Regions from separate parts of the Homo sapiens genome. Here region 2 is linked to region 1. Evidence: chromatin loops called from intact Hi-C (ENCODE). Cell type or tissue: B cell. All regions are shown on one strand. Each heading gives the region's core, and the rest is flanking DNA. Links, peaks and the distances in the headings are about the cores only. Region 1 has its middle 15 kb from the start of JCHAIN. Region 2 overlaps DCK (deoxycytidine kinase).

Region 1 (4,402 bases), core at 271-4,270:
AGGTTAATGAATTGGTCGCACTAACCTCAAAATGCCACATTAGCTTTAAGAAAATATTACAGTATTTGCTGTGGTTTAACTCAGTAAAAATATTTTTTTCTCAGCTGGGTGCAGTGGCTCACTCGTGTAATCCCAGCACTTTGGGAGGCCGAGGCGGGTGGATCACCTGAGGTCAGGAGTTGGAGACGAGCCTGGCCAACATGGTGAAACCCCGTCTCTACTAAAAATACTAAAAAATTAGCCAGGTATGGTGGCCGGCCCCTGTAATCCCAGCTACTTGGGAGGCTGAGGCAGGAGAATCACTTGAACCCGGGAGGCAGAGATTGCAGTGAGCCAAGATCACGCCATTGCACTCCAGCCTGGGCGACAGAGTGAGACTCCATTTCAAAAAAAAAAAAAAAAGAAAGAAAGAAAAAGAAAAAGAAAACAAAATTTTGTTCAGAGAAGACCTTGTCAGTCCCATTCCTCATCTGTTAAACCACATTGGCAGCTGCCTCTGGATTCAGGCTGTTTTCTGACAGTGTTGCATGCCATGCTAGCATTATTCCAGTTTTAATGTGTATATGATTGTGAACTGTGTTAAAATGCAGATGTTGATTCAGAGGCTCTGGAGCAGAGCCCACCATTCTGTGGTATTAACATGCTCCCAGGTGGTAGTGATTCAACCAATCGGTGGACAAAGTGGCAAAGTGGTAAGGGTGGCAAAGTGGTAGGCTGCTCCCTCTAAATAAGTGGCAACTTCACACTCACCAGGGAAGGAACAGAAAGGTCTTGACCAATGAAAAAACTATCACCAATTTGAGGGGATGTGTATAAATTAAGCATATAAGTGAAAGATTCAAGACAGAAAGAGAAACAGGAGCAGGCTGATCCTGTCTCTATTCTGACATTTGTGTTATGCTTCTTCCTCTTTCACTGCTTGGCTCGTGTAGTTCTAGAAGGTTCTATTCTCCATCAGGAAAGGCCCCATTCAGTTAACATCTCCTCCAAGATTACCCCAGTCCTAACAACCCAGCTTCCCTGAAGGCTCACAGTACATGATCTTTAATATTTATTTATTTATTTATTTATTTATTTGAGACAGTCTTGCTTTGTTGCCCAGGCTGGAGTGCAGTGATGCGATCTTAGCTCACTGCAACTTCTGCCTCCCTAGTTCAAGCAATTCTCATGCCTCAGCCTCCTGAGTAGCTGGGATTACAGACGTGGGCCACTACACCCAGCTAATTTTTGTATTTTTAGTAGAGCAGGGGTTTCGTCATGTTGGCCAGGCTGTTCTTGAACTCCTGGCCTCAAGTGATCCACCCACCTCAACCTCCCCATGTGCTGGGATTACAGTTGTAAGCCACCATGCCCAGCCGATCTTTAATATTTAATCACAACTGTGTCTTATACTGTGTGCTAATTTTTTCCTGTGTTAGTTTTGCCTATAGAAGAAATAGGAAAACTGAAAAAGTGAGACCCAGTTCTTCTTCTTATGTGGCCCTCATAGCACTGTGCTGAGTACAGAGTAGATTCTAAGTAAACACCACTCTCTTTATCTTATGCAAATGAATAAATATTTAGAATTTCACCAAAATTAATATTAATGTATTAACTAATATTAAAAGTTTAATAATGATTAACACTTTTCTAATTATAAAATATACAGTCTTTGTAGAATATTTGGAACATTCTATACTAAAAAGTAAAAGGAAACAAAAAAATAACATTTTGGCCTATTTCCCTCAAGTCTTTTCCCATGTATGTGTAGGGAATTTTCTTTTTTTTTTTCTTTTTTGAGAGGGAGTCTCTCTCTGTCGCCCAGGCTGGAGTGCAGTGGCACAATCTCGGCTCACTGCAAGCTCCGCCTCCGGGGTTCTGGCCATTCTCCTGCCTCAGCCTCCCGAGTAGCTGGGACTACAGGCGCCGGCCATCACGCCCGGCTATTTTTTTGTATTTTTAGTAGAGATGGGATTTCACCGTGTTAGCCGGGATGATCTCTATCTCCTGACCTTGTGATCCGCCCGCCTCGGCCTCCCAAAGTGCTGGGATTACAGGCGAGAGCCACCACATCCAGCCTGGAATTTTCTTAAAGTCACTCCTTTATGCAAAATCCTACATTTTCCTCTTCACTTTGTATATCAATTTCCATAAATTTTAAAACACATGATGTTTCACTTCAGTTGTATGTAAAATATTTTGAAGTATACCTATATTACCATTCCCTTGATGATGGACTTAAAGTTTCCTATGAATTTTCACTATTATAAATCACATTGTAATAGATATCTCTATCTCTCTTTGTCTGTATTTCTGGTTATTTCCTCAGAAGTGGAATTACCGAGGAAGATGGTTTGAAGGATGTTTAGACAGAATAACATACTGACTGAGAGCTTTGGCTTTGGAGTCTGACAGCCTTGGAGCTAATCATCAGTTCTCCAAATACCTGAAAAACATTAGGCAGGTTACTTCATCACCCTCACAGCTCAGTTTTACCATTTGTAAAGTGAAAACAGTACTTGTTTTATGCAATGTTAGGAGAATTAAATGAAACAACGCGTGTTAAAAACGTACATTCATTGTATTTTGTAACTCAACCACTAGATGGAAGTGGAGGTTTATAATTATAAAGTAGTGGCTCTCCTGTAATTTCCAGCCTCAGTAGCACCTGGGGAATTTGTGGGACCTGCAATGTCTCCAGCTGCATCTCTGAGCTACTTGATCAGTATCTCTGAGGTGGAGCTCAGCAATCTACTTTAATGAGTCCTCCAGGTAATTCTCATACACTCTAAAGTTTGAAAAATCACTGATCCTGCCGGGCGCAGTGGCTCATGCCTGTAATCCCAGCACTTTGGGAGGCCAAGGCAGGCAGATCACTTGAGGTCGGGAGTTTGAGACCAGCCTGACCAACATGGAGAAACCCAGTCTTCTACTAAAAATACAAAAAATTAGCCAGGCGTTGTGGCGCATGCCTGAAATCCCAGCTACTTGGGAGGCTGAGGCAGGGGAATCGTTTGAACCCAGGAGGCAGAGGTTGCGGCAAGCCAAGATTGCACCATTGCACTTCAGCCTGGGAAACGAGAGCAAAACTCCGTCTGAAAAAAAAAAAAAAAAAAAAAACCCAGAAAATCACTGACCCAATATATATTCACATATATTTACATTCTTTTCTTATTTGTTGTTTAGGCAGGGAGAAGAGCCAAAGAAAATTAACACATAATAACAACTGTAAATTATGGATTGTTGCTAATTGCTACCACAGTGGTAATAAGTGATATGCAGACACAGCATGCATCCTTATTTTTATAAAAATCAATGTAGTTATTTTTGCTCCCATTTTTCAAATGAGGAAGCAATCTTTGAATTAACTTGGCCAATGTTACAGTATGTATTTCAATATAGACCATGGATTTATCCACTAGACTATACTGCTACCCCAAAGCCAAGACCTGGAAATCCCATTAAAGGGCTTTATTCTTATTGCTGATTAATATAATTTTCATCTGGCTGCTGCTGAGTGTGCTTACCTGAGCAAATGGCTAACTTGTCAAGAACTATGCAGAAGAAAAACATTTCTCACCAATTGTACCTATTTATGCCTGTCTTTTTAAAATGTCATCCATTTAATTCAAATTAAAAAGGGGGGGCAAAAGGTGCAAAACTTATAATAGACTTATGACAGGTCAATGAATTGGTCACATTAACCTCAAAATATCACATGAGGTTTAAGAAAATGTTACAGTGGACATAGTGATTCTCTAAGAGCCTCAATTGATGTTTGTTAAGACTATAGCAGAGTGATTCAGACTTTTCATTGCCATTTACTAGATAAGTGAACCACTCAAATGGCTAATTATCCACTTAGTTGGTTTTCTCATTTATAATATGAAATACCCAAAAAGTTATTGTAAGGATAAAATGAGATGACATAGATAAATCATTTGGTACTTGAAGAATGCTATCATCGTTATCATCACTAAATCAGATAGATCATAATCAGTATTGTGTTAATTTGGACCCTGCAGAATTGCAAGATGAGATTAGTGGGTGCAAGAGATTTATTAGGAAAACATCTGTGAGGGATAATGGGAAGGGAGCCGAAGAAGGCTGAGTCTTCGGATCCTGATGCAGGTCTTACCCATGTGGAGCAAAGAGGATAGGAAGGATGATTGGACAGATAATGTCTGGAGGTGCAGTGCTAAGAAATTTTCAGCAAAGATAAAAAGGAGTCCCCAAGTCAGTGCCCCATCAGAAGAGTCCTGTGTCTCCCGGGAACTGACCTGTCTTAGTGTCCCTTGCACAAACACAGTGGATCTCAGAACTATAGGTCAATTACATTCTTTGCAGAGAACTGAGAGGCTCCTTTCATGGCCACCACATCTTACATTGATTCCTTAGTGTGCCCCTCTAAATGTTCCACTAA
Region 2 (4,402 bases), core at 250-4,249, 360 kb after region 1:
TTCTGTAGGAATAAGAAGTAAAATTACTGGGAATGCTTATGATGCCTGTTTTCCAAACTGGCTTTCCAATTTTCTCTCCCCCCAGTGTAATCAAGCTCTCATTAATCTATGTCTTTGCCAGCATTTAGTAGTGTCTGGCTTTCTCATTTTTGTCATTCTGCTGAGTGTTTACTATTTTTTTGTTTAATTTGTATTTCCCCGCTGGCTAATGAGGCTGTGTTCCTTTTCATATGTTTATTAGTCATTTTGATTTTTGCAAAGTGCCCACTTGGGTCCTTTTGCCCATTTTCCTCTGAGCCATCTGTCTTCTCTCACTGCATTTTTAATGTAGCTTTTCGCTGAAGTACCTACTCAAGTTTGCTTAGCTTTTGAAGGAGAGACTGGAGTTCTAAAAGCAACTCTTTTTCCTTTTATTTCTGGGGTCAGCTGTCAGTGCAGTTATCCTCAGGTAGTAGACAGAAACTAACCAGATTAAACCAATGTTGGAAAATAGAGGGTATTCTTAAACAGGGTATTGGACTAGGTGACCTCCATTTAAGGTCCGTTGACATATTTGTCATTTGACTCTCAGCATGCCTCACATTAACCAAGGGCACAGAAACTGACATATAAAACCAAAATGCCAAAAATTTTAATTTGCAGAAAGAAATGTAATCATTAAGGTAATTGAATTTAGATCAGTTTATTCTTTATTTGGTTCGTAATTCTCAACCAGTGGAAGGAAGTCATAAGAATGTCTGAGAGCTAAACAGTTTGAACACATGGAGATAGAGTGTGGAAAAATAGATAACAATAACTGGGAAGGGTAGGAGGAGGGGAAGATGAAGAGGAGTGAGTTAAAGTGTACAGATATACAGGAAGCTTGAAGAAATAATTCAGTGTTTTATAGCAAGGTAGAATGGAAAAATACATTGTACTCAGGTGATGGACACCCTGAATGATTCGATTACTGCATATTATATACATGTACAAAATTTCTCATGTATTCCATAATTTGTACACACAAGAAAGAATCTCAAGGATTCGGGTGCTTTTTAAAATAACAATCCCTTGGAGGTTCAAATATGTGGGATGCCTCATAGTTAAAAGTCATCACCCTAGTGAATCACTGTTAACTGTTGGGAGTATACTGAACTCTTTAGTTAGGTTGCAGAGAAGTTGAAAAACATTGCTTTCGTATATAAGACAAGACAATTTATAATAAGGTTGTCTGTTGAGCTTGGAATCAGAGCCCAGAGGGATTAGTTAAATCATGTTAATCAGACTGTGTCATCAGACTGTGATGCATTAATACATTTGTCTTCATTTTAAGACTTAATGGCTTTCTGAATCTGATATCCATGTTTATGGGATGGGACATTTTCTTTCCATATACTTGATTCAGAATGCCAAACTGGCCATTCTTTATAACTAGCATGCAGGTGATCCTATTATTATTAACATATTCTTTTATCAGGCCGTTTATTGTAATCTGGTCATGTCTTCATGATGTTACAATTTGATTACCTTTGTTAGAGTTTGGTGCACATTCTTGGAAGGTAGCTTCAGCTTTTTTGTGTGTATTGGGGACTGCTCCGTTGTTAATTCTCTGTACTTCTGTACAGAGGGGGTAGTATTTTTGAGATATAGTTGTGGAATATGAGGATGGTTGGGTGGGTGGCTTCCCTGTATCTTTGGATATTTTCTTCCACTAAACTCAAGAAGTGAGATTTTATTTCTTCATCCAGTAGTCCTTCTTCCCCAGACTCATCCTTGATCTATTCCTTGAGGTTATAGTATGAATCACCCACTATTCAAATGTCAATTTTTCTTAGAATGCTGTTAGTGATGAGAAGTGACTGTTTTCAGACCTAACCTTGGCAAGGTCAGTCCTACTTTGATGTTCTTGTTTCATCACACTTCTTGGCATTTGTAGATTTGGAAGAATTGGGCCTTTGGTACCTCTGATCTCTTCGTTTAGCAACTTACTGTGCACCCATATGCTTAGCTTTTGCTGTTTTAGCTTTTTTTTTTTTTTTTTAACCTGCCACCTAGTGGCCGAAATGTTGCTATACTATTGATAAGGTACTCCTAATTTTGGCAAAATAGTAAGAGGCAAAGCACCAAAGATTATGTTCTCTCCCTTCTCCAAATCTCTCTTGGTGAGAATGATCTTTAAAACATACCACTCAGATTATTAGCAATCTTGGTATGGAACGTTTTTAAAAATAATAATAATGTACTTTATGTGGTGATTTATGTTATTATTTAGGCCCAAAGTTTTGATTTAATTGTTTCCTTTTAGCTTATTTTTGAGATATGCAGTCTGTTAGGAAGCTGTCTCTGTCTTGTTTTTTCATTGAGCTGAATTCTTTTGGAGGATCACTATTATTGTGAAGTACTATTTTACTTTTAATTAAAAAAATTAAGATATTTTTATTTTTAATTTACAGATAAAAATTATATTTAATTTTATATTATATTTATATATAAATCATATGTAATGTAAATTATATACATAAGTTATATATAATATAAAAATTATATACATAATATAAATTATATATAATATAAAAATTATATTTATGGTATGCAACATGATGTTTTAAAATATGTCTACATTGTGGAATGGTTAAACCAAGCTAATTAACATACGCATTACCCGTACTATTTTACTTTTATCCAATACTTCTTACCACTAATAAGCCACTGAAAAACTAGTAATTGTGATAAAGAAGGTGTAAACCATACTTATTTATGACAGAACAGCATATTTTTTACTTTTAATAAGTCATTCTTTTTTTTTTTTTTTGAGACGGAGTCTCGTTCTGTCGCTCAGGCTGAAGTGCAGTGGTGTGATGTTGGCTCACTGCAACCTCTGCCTCCCAGGTTCAAGCGATTTTCCTGCCTTAGCCTTCCAAGTAGCTGGAGCTGGGATTACAGGCATGTGCCACCACGCCTGGCTAATTTTTGTAATTTTAGTAGAGATGGGGTTTCACCATGTTGGCCAGGCTGGTCTTGAACTCCTGACCTCAAGTGATCCACCCATCTCAGCCTCCCAAAGGGCTGGGATTACAGGTGTGAGGTCTCTTTTTTTTTTTTTTTTTTTTTTTTAAGACGGAGTCTTGCTCTGTCCCTTAGTAAGTCATTCTTGAAAATTAGTTAAGAATGCTTGATAAAGCACTTCCACTTGTACCTTTTGAATAGATGTGATAACTTTTGTTGGCTTGTATTTTTTTGAGTCTTGCTTTATTGCCCAGGCTGGAGTGCAATGGTGAACCTCAGCCCACTGCAGCCTCCGCCTCCTGGGCTCAAGTGATCCTCCCACCTCAGCCTCCTCAGTAGCTGGGACTACAGGCCCACACCAACATGCCCGGCTAATTTTTGTATTTTTTATAGCGATAGGATTTTGCCAATGTTGTCTGGATTTGTCTCAAACTCCTGGGATCAAGCAATCCGCCTGCCTCGGCCTCCCAAAGTGCTAGAATTAGGCATATGAGTCACCATGCCTGGCCTGTTGGCTATTTTATAATTATCTTGTTTGGTAGACTCTGATCTTTTACAGTTGAACTTAATTCAACTCTTTTGCAATGTTTACAAAGATTAGACCTAGAATTAAAAGATAAATGATTTTATAGCTGACCTTGATATTTCTATTTTTCACTTACCTTGACAATAATCTGTACTTCCTATAACAATGAAGTATTCTTTCATAAAGTGAAAATGGACATATATTATAGAGAACAGAATAAATGTTATTCATAATCCTACCACTCTGTATGTATCTTTTACATAGTTGAATTAATAATGTAATATATTAAATTTTGGTGGAGGTGATATGTAATTTAAAAAATATTATAAAGTAATACCTGTTTACTGTTTGAAGTTAAGGAAATATTAGAAATTATCAAAAGAGGGGACTAAAACTTACCTATAACCTTATTATCCAGAGATAACCATAGATCTTACTTGAAAGAACAGTATACAGTTTTGTATTTTGTTTCTTCCCCACCCCCCACAATATTTATATGTCAAGAGTCTGAGATCCAACTGCAAGGCGGCAGTGAGGCTGGGGGAGGGGCGCCCACCATTGCTGAGGCTTGGGTAGGTAAACAAAGTGGGCTGGAAGCTGGAACTGGGTGGAGCCCACCGCTGCTCAAGGAGGCCTGCCTGCCTCTGTAGACTCCACCTCTGGGGGCAGGGCATAGCTGAACAAAAGGCAGTAGAAACCTCTACGGACTTAAATGTCCCTGTCTGACAGCTTTGAAGAGAGTAGTGGTTCTCTCAGCACGGAGTTTGAGATCTGAGAACGGACAGACTGCCTCTGCAAGTGGGTCCCTGACCCCCGAATAGCCTAACTGAGAGGCACCCCCCAGTAGGGGGAGACTGACACCTCATACGGCTGGGTACCCCTCTGAGACGA

The links. A loop is a pair of places that touch in the nucleus more often than their neighbours do. Peaks named below come from ENCODE experiments on the same cell type or tissue, not always from the same donor. Only the 100,000 strongest peaks of a DNase experiment are listed, where the experiment ranks them.
Region 2: a loop joins it to region 1, with 14 times the contacts of the local background. A loop is called at or near these places in 59 of 110 quality-filtered maps.

What each region holds. Positions count from the first base shown.
Region 1 is chr4:70,649,727-70,654,128 of GRCh38, forward strand. No RefSeq gene overlaps it. Among named protein-coding and RNA genes, the nearest start is that of JCHAIN, 15 kb to the right of the region's middle. In B cell, for the core only: CTCF peaks have their summits at 2,579 (motif pointing right) and 2,785; a DNase peak (open chromatin) is centred at 2,575; H3K27ac peaks cover 435 bases.
Region 2 is chr4:71,008,164-71,012,565 of GRCh38, forward strand. The region is part of intron 2 of DCK (deoxycytidine kinase); the gene reads left to right. Among named protein-coding and RNA genes, the nearest start is that of DCK, 17 kb to the left of the region's middle. In B cell, for the core only: CTCF peaks have their summits at 2,038 (motif pointing left) and 2,238; a DNase peak (open chromatin) is centred at 2,018; H3K27ac peaks cover 2,866 bases.